Regions from separate parts of the Homo sapiens genome. Here region 2 is linked to region 1. The links are chromatin loops, found by intact Hi-C in ENCODE. Cell type or tissue: mammary epithelial cell. All regions are shown on one strand. Each heading gives the region's core, and the rest is flanking DNA. Links, peaks and the distances in the headings are about the cores only. Region 1 overlaps PHLDB1 (pleckstrin homology like domain family B member 1). Region 2 overlaps SCN4B (sodium voltage-gated channel beta subunit 4).

Region 1 (5,354 bases), core at 355-5,354:
CAGGGTCCAGGGAGTTTAGAGAGCCCAGGACTGCTGTGGTGTGAGAAGGGAACATTTCAGCCTGGGGCTCACATGGACTGGTAGGGTCTAGGCTCTGGACCTATTTAGGACTAAGCTCCAGGGCTTTCTAGGGGCTGGGAGGGGAAAGGGCAGATAGGGAGGCAGGTGAGAATATTCCTGGGCATGGGTGAGCCCCATCTTAGACCTTCCTCTCTTCCTTTGGCAGAGCCCGAACCCAGCCCTCACCTTCTGCGTAAAGACCCATGACCGGCTGTACTACATGGTGGCCCCATCTGCAGAGGCCATGCGTATCTGGATGGATGTCATTGTCACAGGGGCTGAGGGCTACACTCAGTTCATGAACTAACTGCCGTGGGCCTCCTGGCAGAGCACAACTGGGGCTTTTGTATAAGAAGACTTTAATATTCTGTAAGGAGCTTGGTCCTGTGAGTTTCTGGGCTCTGGCCTCCTGAAGAACCAGCCAGAAGAAGAAAAGTAGAGGTGGCTTTGCTGCCTCCTGGGAGCCCAGAACTTGCAGTAACCCTTTAGGGTCCTGCCCCAGGCCCAGCCAGGGCTGAGGAGCTGTCACAGAGAGGGCCTCAGCTCTGACCTGACACCTGCTCTCCCCAGCCTGTTTTCTCTTTTCTAAAAGACAAATTATGGTACCATAAGCTGCCAAAGATCCCCTCCTGCCTCAGACCCCTTTGCCAGGGGCTTTGGGGGCTGAGCAGAGCCACATCCAGAGTGGGGTAATAGCTCAGGCGGCCCGCTTCCCATTTCTCAAACCCCGCTCTGCCCCATTGTTCTCCTTTCCCTTATACTTTTTATTACCTTGCTCAAGGGCCAGAGATCTCAAGTGTCAACCTTGAGGTCCCAGCTCCATCCCCTAGTTGCAGACTCATCACCATGGTTACCATAGTGACTGCTTCATTGCCATGGTTACATACTAATTGCTGCAGCTCTGTGGCCCAGCCCACTGCTTCAGCTGTGGGCCATCTGAGGGTACGTGCCATCATCTCTCCAGCCCAGGCCCCTGGGCATCTCATGCTGGGGGGAAGGGACTGAATACCTTTTTCCTTCCCCCTGCCTGTGTCTTCAGCCCTGATGCACAGGCTGCCAGCCCCCCAGTCCAGCCCTCTCCCTTCCACTGGTGCCTTGCTTAGAGCCAGAAGGGATGAAGCCGGGGGATCTATGGAACAGAGGAGGAGCGATGCAGTTGGGAGAGGAAGCTAGAAGGGTTATGGTTGGAGTTCTGTACAGTGTTGAGTTTCCGACAGGGAAAGAGGATTCCTCCAATGCTCCTAGAGAGAAAGCCTGAGCAGGAGATGATGCAGCAGAGGGGAAGGGCCCTGTGGTGCCGCCGCCCTTCCTTCAGCCTCCGAAGGGTGATGGAAATGGAGAGTGGAGGACCAGGCCTCCAGCTGTCTGGCCTCGCCCTTCACGCCTTAACACTAAGCCCACCTCCCCTGCTCTCCTTCCCAGCATTGAGCCCTTGGTTGCCTGGGCCCAGGCTGGGGGTTTTCAGTATTTGTAAGCATTTCAGCAGAACAATAAAGCCTTTGGACTACGGAAGTGAGTGGAAGGCCGGTGTGGGGCTTGGCGCTGAGGCACTTGGGGATAGGTCTTCCCTCCAGAGCAGGATTTCCACCCTATTCAAGGTTCCAGGAGGGAGCTAGGCCCCTACCCATGACCTCCAGGTCGTGACCCTGCCCTCCACTTCGCTCTGAGGACAGGCTGGGAGGTAGGAGGGCATGAAGAGGCAGGGGAAGGCAGGAACTGGTGCAGAGGTTTAATGGGGCAGGAGCTGGGGCCAGGTGAGGAGAGGAGGGCTGTCACCATGGCAGGAGGCTGAGCAGGAGGCTGGGCAGAAGGGTGGCCGCCAGGCAGTGGGGCTCCAGGAAAGCCAGCTTGGCCCCTGAGGTCAGCCGGTCACCATAGCGGTCCAGCAGCATCAGGACCACGCCATTCGTCCAGCCAAATCCCTCCTGGGAGAGGCAGGGCAGTGGGGCCAGTTTCTGGGGAAGCCTCATACCCTTGGTGGGGGCTGTGGGCTCTCTCCCCAGGGGCACTGGCCCTGCCTAACCCCAGCGGTACAGGAAGCACCAGTCAGCTCCTCCCCCGGGCCCACATGCAGGTGAGCACACTGAGGCCTGGGGCGGGGGTCATGAGCAGCAGAGTTCAGGAGTTCCCTGGTGTTGGCCAGCCCACCCCTGGCCTGCTCACCTGAACTTCATATTCTCCTCCCCCACCGGGCTGTCCACCGTTGCTGACGTCATACTGGGGACAAGCGGGTGGGCTGTATGTCAGGTACTGCCCCCCAGCTCCAGGAACAACAAACAACCAGAGCCCCTGGGGAGAAGCTGCTCTGCCTGCCCAGCAGCCCCTGCAGTGCTCAGGAGTGGCCACTGGGACAGCCTGGGGGTGCAGGGAGGGCTTGGGCCAGCTCACCTTCTCATACATGGCTGACTTCTGCGAGTAGACATCAAAATTGGTTCGGATCCAATTCTGAGCCAGCTGGAAAGCCACTTCCTGGGCCCGACGTAAAGGTGCCTTGGCCAGGCCTAGACCCCATTGCAGGCAGGACTCAACCTCCAGGTCTCCCATCCCAGACAGAGCAGTGGCTGCACCCTACTCTCCCCAAGGAGGGAAAGAGGCCTGGGCCCTAAGACTTCCTTCCTGAGACCACAGGCCAAACTGCCCTTAATCGACGGCCCTGGTTTGAAGGGCGAACAGGACTGATTGCACTGGACAGGCTGGGTGGACATAAGTGTCAAGTGGAGGCCAGGAGAGCAGAGGAGCGAGAGAAAGGATACGGGGCCTCTTGTGTCTTTTGTTCATGCCTCCCCAGCACCAGGGAGGCCCACCTCTACACCCTGGGAAGGGTCCTTGGCTGTGTCAGCCCTGCCTCCCTACCTCTGATGACCAGGTCCTGCAGGGGGGCCCAGGCATTGGGGAAATCCCACTGCTGGCCTGTCTTCTGGAGAGAGGTCGGGATCCCATACTGGTAAGTCAGGATCCGGTTGTCCTAGAAGGTCCCAGACATTCCCATGACTGTGGGTGGGGCTGGACTGGGAGCCAGGACAGGACGCTGGACCCCGCGGGAAGCCAGACGTCCCCTTCCTGGCTCTTCTTTTCTCGGCTCACAGCTGCCCCCCGGTGGCTCTGGTGGGACCCGCAGGCTGGGACAAGGGGCATAGCCGGAGGAAGCGCCCTCCCCTGCAGGTCCTGTTCAGGGTCGGGAGGGGGCGGTGCTGCCTGCAGTGGACCCGAGCCACCTGCTGTGCCCTCACCTCCAGGTATTTCAGAGCCTTGTCCGCCACGCCAGGGTCAGAGAAACACCCGGCCCAGAGTGGAGTGAGGTTGGATGGGTAAAACTCCCGGTTTTTCTTCTTCTTCTCAAGGTCGTAATCGAACCAGGCTCCGGTCTGCTCATCCCACAGGACTGTGTTCAGGGCGGCCAAGCGCTGCGACCGCAGGATTCTGTACTTCGTGGCCTGGGAGTCGTTCCCTGGGGCAGTGCTGCCTTTAGAGCCAGCAGCCAGTGCCCTGCCTGCTGCCCCAGGCTTTTTTCGTGGTTCTACTTTAGCCTCCCCGCTTTGTGTTTCTCTGCAAAGGCTGAGACACCCTGATGACCAAGGGGATGTGCCGATCTGGAGCCCACCACATTTCTGGCCTATGGCCCCGCACTGCTCCCAGGGAACCACTGGAGCTGATCTGTCCCCAGGGTCTCCAGGGTCTATCCTCCCAAGGGTACTGGCTGGGTGGATTCCCCTAGCTCTTAGGGGGTCAAGGGCAGCTGTCTGAGGGAGAGGGAGTGGAAGGATTTTGGATGCGTGGACTAGGGTTCCCCTCACAGACCCTAGAGACCCTCACAGTAAGAAAGGGAGGAAGAGAGGATTAGGGTTGGCTCCGTTTGTTCTCTTGTCTGGTACGCAAATGTGAGTGCAGGCTTCCACTAGGGCGGGGCTCGACAGGCTAAGTTGCTGAAGGCCTGTCACACAAGGGTCCTACTTCCAGTTCTATTGCCAAGCCTGAGCAGGAAACCAAGCTCCCTGCTTTCCCTTCCCTACTGGGGTGCTCACCCAGCCTGGAATAGAAGTTGCTCATCAGCTCCTCTGCTTGGCATAGGAAGGCATTCAGGTCAACAGGCACCAGTTTGCTTGTTCGGATGCCGCTAAGCGAGTTGGGGTTTGGGCCTCCAATGAGCCAGCGTGAAGAGAAGTCCCAGCCAGACTCAGCCCCAGCCTTGAGCTCAGCCCACAGAGCCTCCCGGTCTCCTGTGAGGACAGAGCAGGGAACCAGCCAGTCCCGGCTGCAGGATAGGCAGCCATTGACAGGAGACCAGAGCCTGACACAGCAGGTGTGCAGCTGCCCTGCCCCCAGCCCTCCCTCACCCTCCTGCTGCTCACCTTCTGGCAAGGTGTCAGCCAACTCCACATCTTTGCTGTAGGACTCAGGCCTGGCAAAGAGGAGAGGTGGGCAGCCTGGCACTAGTAGCTACTAAGCCCCTCTGTGGTCAAGAAGAGGCTGAGCCATCTTGATCCAGCTGCCCTTGGGCCCCACAGCCCAGGATTGCAGAGGGCTCTCGGTGTCACCATCTGAGAGGCCAGGCTAAGTCACTCCTCCTCCTGCCCGGGGCATTGTGATGCTCTAACCAGAGTGAGCAGGTAAGAGATTGAGGGGTGGGCTGCCCAGTTCCTCACCTGGGTCCCCCATAAGGGACATAATAGCGATTCAGGAGGTAGTTCTTTCCCTCCAAGCTCACAGAGACAGTCCTGTTCTTGGTCCAAAAGTCCAATTCCAAGGCTAGTGTTTCAATGTTTTCCCTGGAGTGAAGCAGACAACACCTCAGCCCAGGCGTGCTGCCCATCCCCAGCCCTGAGAGGTCTGAGGGATGGGTGGGTCTGCAGAGCAGCACAGGGAGGGTGGTACCCACTGTAGAAAGGCGGTGTCATTGGTGTGAGTCAAGTAGCAATCCATCATGAGGGTCAAGAGTGGGGGCTGGCTCCGCTGCAGGTAGTACACGCGCCCACCATTGGGGACATGCCCATAGCTGCCAAGGGGAAGGCCTGCTGAGATGCCCTCTCCCCAGCAACTGGCACCAAGGCAATCCAGCTGCATGCCCGTGGCACACCTGCCTCTCCTCCCCACCTAGGCTGGAGGTGCCTGGCCCCCCTCACGTTTTCACCAGGTCCAAGAAGTTCTGCAGCATGCCCTTCACCGTCTCAGCCATCTCTGAGAGGAGCAGACCCTCCATGACCCAGTAGGAGTCCCTGGGGAAGGGGCAGCTTAGGCACCACCCTGCTGCCTCCCTCTGCCCTGCACACCAGCCAGTGGGGCACTCTGCCCTGCTG
Region 2 (5,361 bases), core at 171-5,170, 510 kb before region 1:
CTATCGCCTTTTCCAGAGAGCCCTTCCCTATTCACCCTGCTGGCACCCCATCTTTCTTTCCTGCTTTATTTTTTCTTCTTAACACTAGCCATGTTCTCTTTTACAATATCATTTTTCTTCTTTATTTTCTATTGGTATCTCCATACACAGAAGAGGAGGAAGGTAATCTCCATAAAGGCAGGAATTTGTCTATCTTGTTCATATCACATCCTCGGAATCTAGAATAACGTCTGCCCCATACAAGGTGCTCAGTAAATATTTGTTGAACAGATGGATGAATGAATCCATACAGATGGAGAGACGATCCACCTCAAGGGAGCTGGTGAGGAGCAAAGGAGCTAAAATCAATGACAGCAACTAACTCGGGATCTGGCACCCAGAAAACGCTCCACAAATGCCCGTTCTCTTCCTTCTGAAAAGGCTGAGTACAAGCTGGGTGACAGAAGCCCAGACAGAAAGGAAGAGGTGACACCATAGGCAGACCTATGACTCCAGGCTCAGAAAAGCTGATTGGATAACCTCTGGCTCCGCCCTTGCATACTCGAGATTGAACTCACGGGTGTCTCCCTCTCCAGGGACTCAGTGTCATCCAGGAGAGCAGCAAACTCCCGGTACACACAAAATGCAGCAGAGTCAGGATCCTTGCGCAAGTCCCCTTCCCTTTTTCTCTCTGCTTCTGCACTTCCCTAGTCTTCCAGGCCCCTCCCCTCAGTGGGGCCATGCCTCACTTCTCCAGCCCTGGTTATCATATCCTCCTTCTCTAACCACACCAGGTCTGGTCAGGGACCACCTGGCTCCTTTTCATATGCACCCTCCTTGTATGATTGGTCCTCCTGTGTCAGACTGGAATCCTAGGTAGGATGTAAGCCCCCAGAGGACAAGGGCCATGTCTTACTCCATCTCTGTTGTTTTCACCTCTACTGACAGATGTATGCATCATGTTCTGCCCATTCTAGCTATTTATTTATCTTCTGTCCTACCTTGTACTGTGAATTCCTCAAGGAAGAATGTAATGTATCACTCATAGCACTTTTTAGTCCAATGCCTGACATTCAATCAATTTTTGCTAATGGAATACCCAATGGTATTAATAATCAGTATATACGGAGAAAACCCTACTAGCCACAAAACACTACCAGGTAGCTTCTCTAACCACAACTCTAGGAAAATGAAGCCATATTCCCATTTTACAGATGAGGAAAACGAGGCTTAGAGAGTATTTCATAAGCTATTTGGTAGCAGAATAAGTGTTCAAGCTGAGCTCTTCTAGCTTTTAGATGTAACTCCAGCAGCTCTGGAAAGTGTAAAGCAAAAGAAAACACCAACACGGTCCATTTTGCCATTTCACTGTGATGCTGAGTTGGGTGCCTCCCAAGTCCTTCCCACGCCACTGCCCTGTGCCAGCCCCTACTGCATACGTCTATCAACGACTTGGAGGAAGATGGTGGCGTGGTGCTGGAGATTATTCTCCTTGGGGTTCTTCACATGGCAGGTGTATTTGCCCGTGTCGCTGAACTCCAGGTCCCTCAGCACAATGGAAATGTTGTTCATCTTCTCCTTAGTAGAGCCTACCAGAGTGATGCGGTCATCGTCTTTCAACGTCACCTTGGGGTCAGACTTCTCATTCTTCACAGTCCCCTCTATGAGCTGGTGGAGGAAGGGAGTTGGGGTGAGAAAGTAGCCGAGAAAGAATCGGGGTCCTCAAGGGTCATGACATCACACCAGCCCACTCCTTGGATGCCTCCCCTGTCCAGGACCAGGAAGAGCCTGTAGTCACGCCCTGCTCCTTCCCCCCATGGTTTCCTCTTCCAGCGTCAATAGCTCTGCCTGTCTAACCTGAATTTTACTTGTTTCAGGCTAAACCCATTTCCTTTTATTAAGGTCTCCCTGGAATGCAGCACAGCTCTTACTGCTCTCTTCATAAAAGCCTTTTACCTAATGACTCCTGCAAGCACCGCACTCATCTCCCTCTGTCACCTCCCACCCAGCCTTTGCTGACACCATGTCACCTGCCCAACTGAATTTTGGCCCCCTGTCAAGACCTGGATCAATCCCACAGCTCTGCCCGTCAGCACCCTCTGAGGTCAGCATTTAATTATAACCAGAGTTGGTCTCTTGTGGCTTCCCTGTGAAAGTCTCAGGTTGGATCCCCCACTAGATTGTAGAGTGAGTACAATCTAGTGAGTTCACTCCCACCCCCACCGCAGCCGCGCCAATGCTCCTGCAGCTCTCCCTCTCTTCCTCTCTCTTTTCCCTGCCAGTCCAGCTTCTCAGCCCTTCCCTCATTCAGACTCTTCTCATTCCTTCTCTCCAAGCTTTCCAAGGCCTTTCTCTCTCCTGTTTCTTAGACTAAACTATTGATTTTTAGACAAGCAATCCAAGCTCCGGGTGTTTCTTAAGACCAGACAGAGGACTCTAGCCAAGAATTCCAACAGTCCCCGAATTCTGGCAACACGATCTAAGCATCTCTCCCAGTTACATCCTTCCTGGCAGGCTCTGAAAAGAATACTGGGAGAAAGGGTGGCAAAAGGTGGGTTCTGGGGACCATCGCAGTGGGTCTCAGTCCAGAAGGGACCAGAGCGTAGGAGGCGAGGCATGGGTGAGGGAGGCTGGGCTGTACTGTTCTTCCTCCAAATACTTACAATCTTGAATGCGTCACTGCTGTTGTAGGTCCACCGGAAGTGGAGGTCCTCGAAGCCAAAGCAGCTGGAGAAGGTGCAGGGCAGCAGGATCTCCGTGCCATTGACAGCGTAGATGTCGGTGGCCTTTCCCACAGACACCTCCAGCGACAGGGTTACGGGGAGCAGGAAGAGGCCTGTGTAAGGAGCACCGCCTCCCTTAATAAAACCCCACCAGCCTGGAGCTCTGGAAGGGGATGCTTAGGCAGGGCGGAGTAGCTTGGCCAGGCAGGTAGGTCTCTATCACCCTCAGTGCCAACCTCGGGAGGATGGCTGTCTACTCCAATCAGCACCGCCTGGGCCACCCTCCATCATTCTCCATTTCTCCCCTGGAAAGGACTGAATTCTGGACCAGGGAGTAGCCCTTGTTGCGCTCTGGATGACCACCAGGGGTCACCCCAACCCAAGGAAACAAAGGCCTGGCCACTGCCGCGAACCGCGCCCCGGCTCCGCCCCTCACCTGGGGACGCAGTGCCTGGAAGCGCTCCTGCCGCACCCACTCCAGGACGCGCAGGGCGGGCTCCCTTCTGTTTGCAGGGGAATTCCCCTAGGACAGTACGCGCCTCTCGCCAGGTTTTCAGGACTGACGGGCGGGGCGGTCGAGGAGGGGGAAGAGCCGGGTCCCGTAAGGTGAAGAAGAGAAACGCGGCCGCCGCAGTCCCGGGCCGCCGTCCAGTAGCCTCTCGTTCCCCCGCCCTGGAGGCTCCTCCCTGGTCCCCAGGGGCAGAGAGGCAGAAGGACACGTTCGGGCTGGACCTCGCTGGGCCAGCCGAGTCCGACGCCCTCTGGCCGCCAAACGGGACCCTGGGAACCGCAGGAAGACGGCCTGGCAGGGGGGAACACGGCGGGGGTGGGGACCGACGCGGGGCTTGGAGCTTGGCAGCCGCGGGGGCGCGCGGGCGCAGCCAGGGTGGGAAAGTCAGTGGCAGAAGACACCCTGGGGAGGGATTCCGGGCCAGCCCGAGTGCACGCGCGCGGGGGCGGGACGGGGAGGGCGCTGGACCCGCGGTCCCCTCCTGAGCCCTGCAGCCCGGCCTTCTCGCCACACTCCGCCCCCTCGTCCCCGAGCGCCCCCAGGCTTCTTTCTCACGCTTCGAACCTCCGCCCCAGCACTCCGATGCGGCCCCCTCCGCTGGGACTAGGCCTCTCCACTCACGGCCTCCAAACTCCCGCTCCGGAGTCCTTGTAAGGGGGCCTGGTTCCCCGCCACCCCGCCCCACACACACACCCACCCCCAGTCCTGCAGATGCCCCAAGGAAACCCCACTCGCCTCAAGGTCGGTGGAGGCGGGGGCGGGGAGGGTGTCTGGAAGTGGATGCCTGCCTCACCTCCTCCCTAGAGGACACTGGCACCTTCCAACCCCACTCTCAGGAAGGCCCTCTGTTGTCTAACTTAATTCCCTGTTCTGCATCATAAACCTCTTGTTTTGCCCCCACCGGATGATAATGCGTCTGAGCAATGCTTTTCAAATGACAGAAAAGGATCTCCAAGGACAGCAGGCAGCCCTGCTTGCTCAGCTTCTTCCTGTGCCCTTAGCTTCTGATGACAAAGTGAAGTGCTTATATCCCCCAGCCCTAAAATCACACCCCGTGGTCCAGTAACCCCATCGTGATTCGGCCATTGTCGCTAACAATAGTACTAGCTGATATTAACTGAGCATCTACTATGTGCCAGGCACATTTCATCCTCACGGCCTGTCCTATGAGTCACGTACTATTATAGGTCCACATTGTAGGTGAGACAACTGAGCCTAGAGAGGTTATGTAACTTGCCTAAGAGACCCAGATCTACCCACCAGGGCTCCAATTAGTGCTGGGAAGTTATTTCAATTAGCCTTTATTTTTGGCCAGCTCCTAGGATTTGTGGCCAACCAGGATTTGTTCTAGAGCCATGGTTTTCAAACTTGAGAGCGCATCAGAATCCCCTGGAGAACAGTTACGGCTGGCTCCGCCCAGCCCCTGGAGTTCTGATTCAGGTCTGGAGTGGAGCCTGAGCTTTTACATTTCGAGAAAGTTCCCAGGGAATGCTGTGCGCAGGGACCACACTTTGAGAACCACGGTGCGAGAGGATTTGTGCATACTAACTACGACTTTTATTAGAATGCTCAAAGGCAGGTATAATGTTCCCATTTTATATATGATGAAACTGAGGCTCAGAGAGTTGACTTGCCCAGGGCCACAGAGTAAATGGTGAATTTGAGACTGAGCAGTTACTATAGGATAGGAGAGGTATTTTATATACACTGTCTCATTTAACCCTCATCATAATCCTATAAGTTACTATTTTTATTCCCAATAAACAAATGAGGAAACAGGCTTAAAAAGATTACCTTGCTCATGGCCACACACCCAGTGAGTGGAATAAGCAGCGTTCAGATATTAGCCCCTTTCCACCACTCTGTGACCAACCACACTCTCCAAGAAAAACACTGCTATCAGGGCTTAGCACTCCATAGAACTCCTGCCTTTCTGTTTACCTCTGCCCTCCTCCGCCCCATCTCCCCCAGAGGTCTAGGGACAGAAGCCAGACACAAGATCCCACTCTCCAGTCTGCAGCCAGCACTAGAACCTTTTGGTGGGAGATACCAACTCTGCTTCCCACCCTCCACAGCCCCCACAAACAGGAAGTGAATGCAGAGCAGTGGACAGGGAAGCTGTCAGACAAGGCAGCTTCCTGATAGCTA

What was found. A loop is a pair of places that touch in the nucleus more often than their neighbours do. Peaks named below come from ENCODE experiments on the same cell type or tissue, not always from the same donor. Only the 100,000 strongest peaks of a DNase experiment are listed, where the experiment ranks them.
Region 2: it touches region 1 in a loop (3-fold over the local background); 9 of 110 quality-filtered maps call a loop at or near these places.

Annotation. Positions count from the first base shown.
Region 1 is chr11:118,656,457-118,661,810 of GRCh38, forward strand. It overlaps PHLDB1 (pleckstrin homology like domain family B member 1), which reads left to right. Exons shown (of 23, transcript NM_001144758.3): 23 at 227-1,572. The coding sequence ends at 367. TREH (trehalase) reads right to left here. Exons shown (of 15, transcript NM_007180.3): 6 at 5,181-5,273; 7 at 4,937-5,053; 8 at 4,704-4,826; 9 at 4,410-4,459; 10 at 4,083-4,277; 11 at 3,291-3,508; 12 at 2,914-3,025; 13 at 2,449-2,561; 14 at 2,224-2,277; 15 at 860-1,985. The coding sequence ends at 1,833. Among named protein-coding and RNA genes, the nearest start is that of MIR6716, 15 kb to the left of the region's middle. RefSeq lists enhancers at 1,976-2,525, 2,184-2,478, 2,526-3,075. In mammary epithelial cell, for the core only: CTCF peaks have their summits at 2,423 and 3,183 (motif pointing left); a DNase peak (open chromatin) is centred at 3,165.
Region 2 is chr11:118,142,415-118,147,775 of GRCh38, forward strand. It overlaps SCN4B (sodium voltage-gated channel beta subunit 4), which reads right to left. Exons shown (of 5, transcript NM_174934.4): 2 at 2,643-2,815; 3 at 1,419-1,647. Among named protein-coding and RNA genes, the nearest start is that of SCN4B, 7.7 kb to the right of the region's middle. RefSeq lists enhancers at 1,390-2,589, 2,806-3,005 and a silencer at 3,426-3,495. In mammary epithelial cell, for the core only: a CTCF peak has its summit at 3,067 (motif pointing right); a DNase peak (open chromatin) is centred at 3,187; H3K4me3 peaks cover 916 bases; H3K27ac peaks cover 394 bases.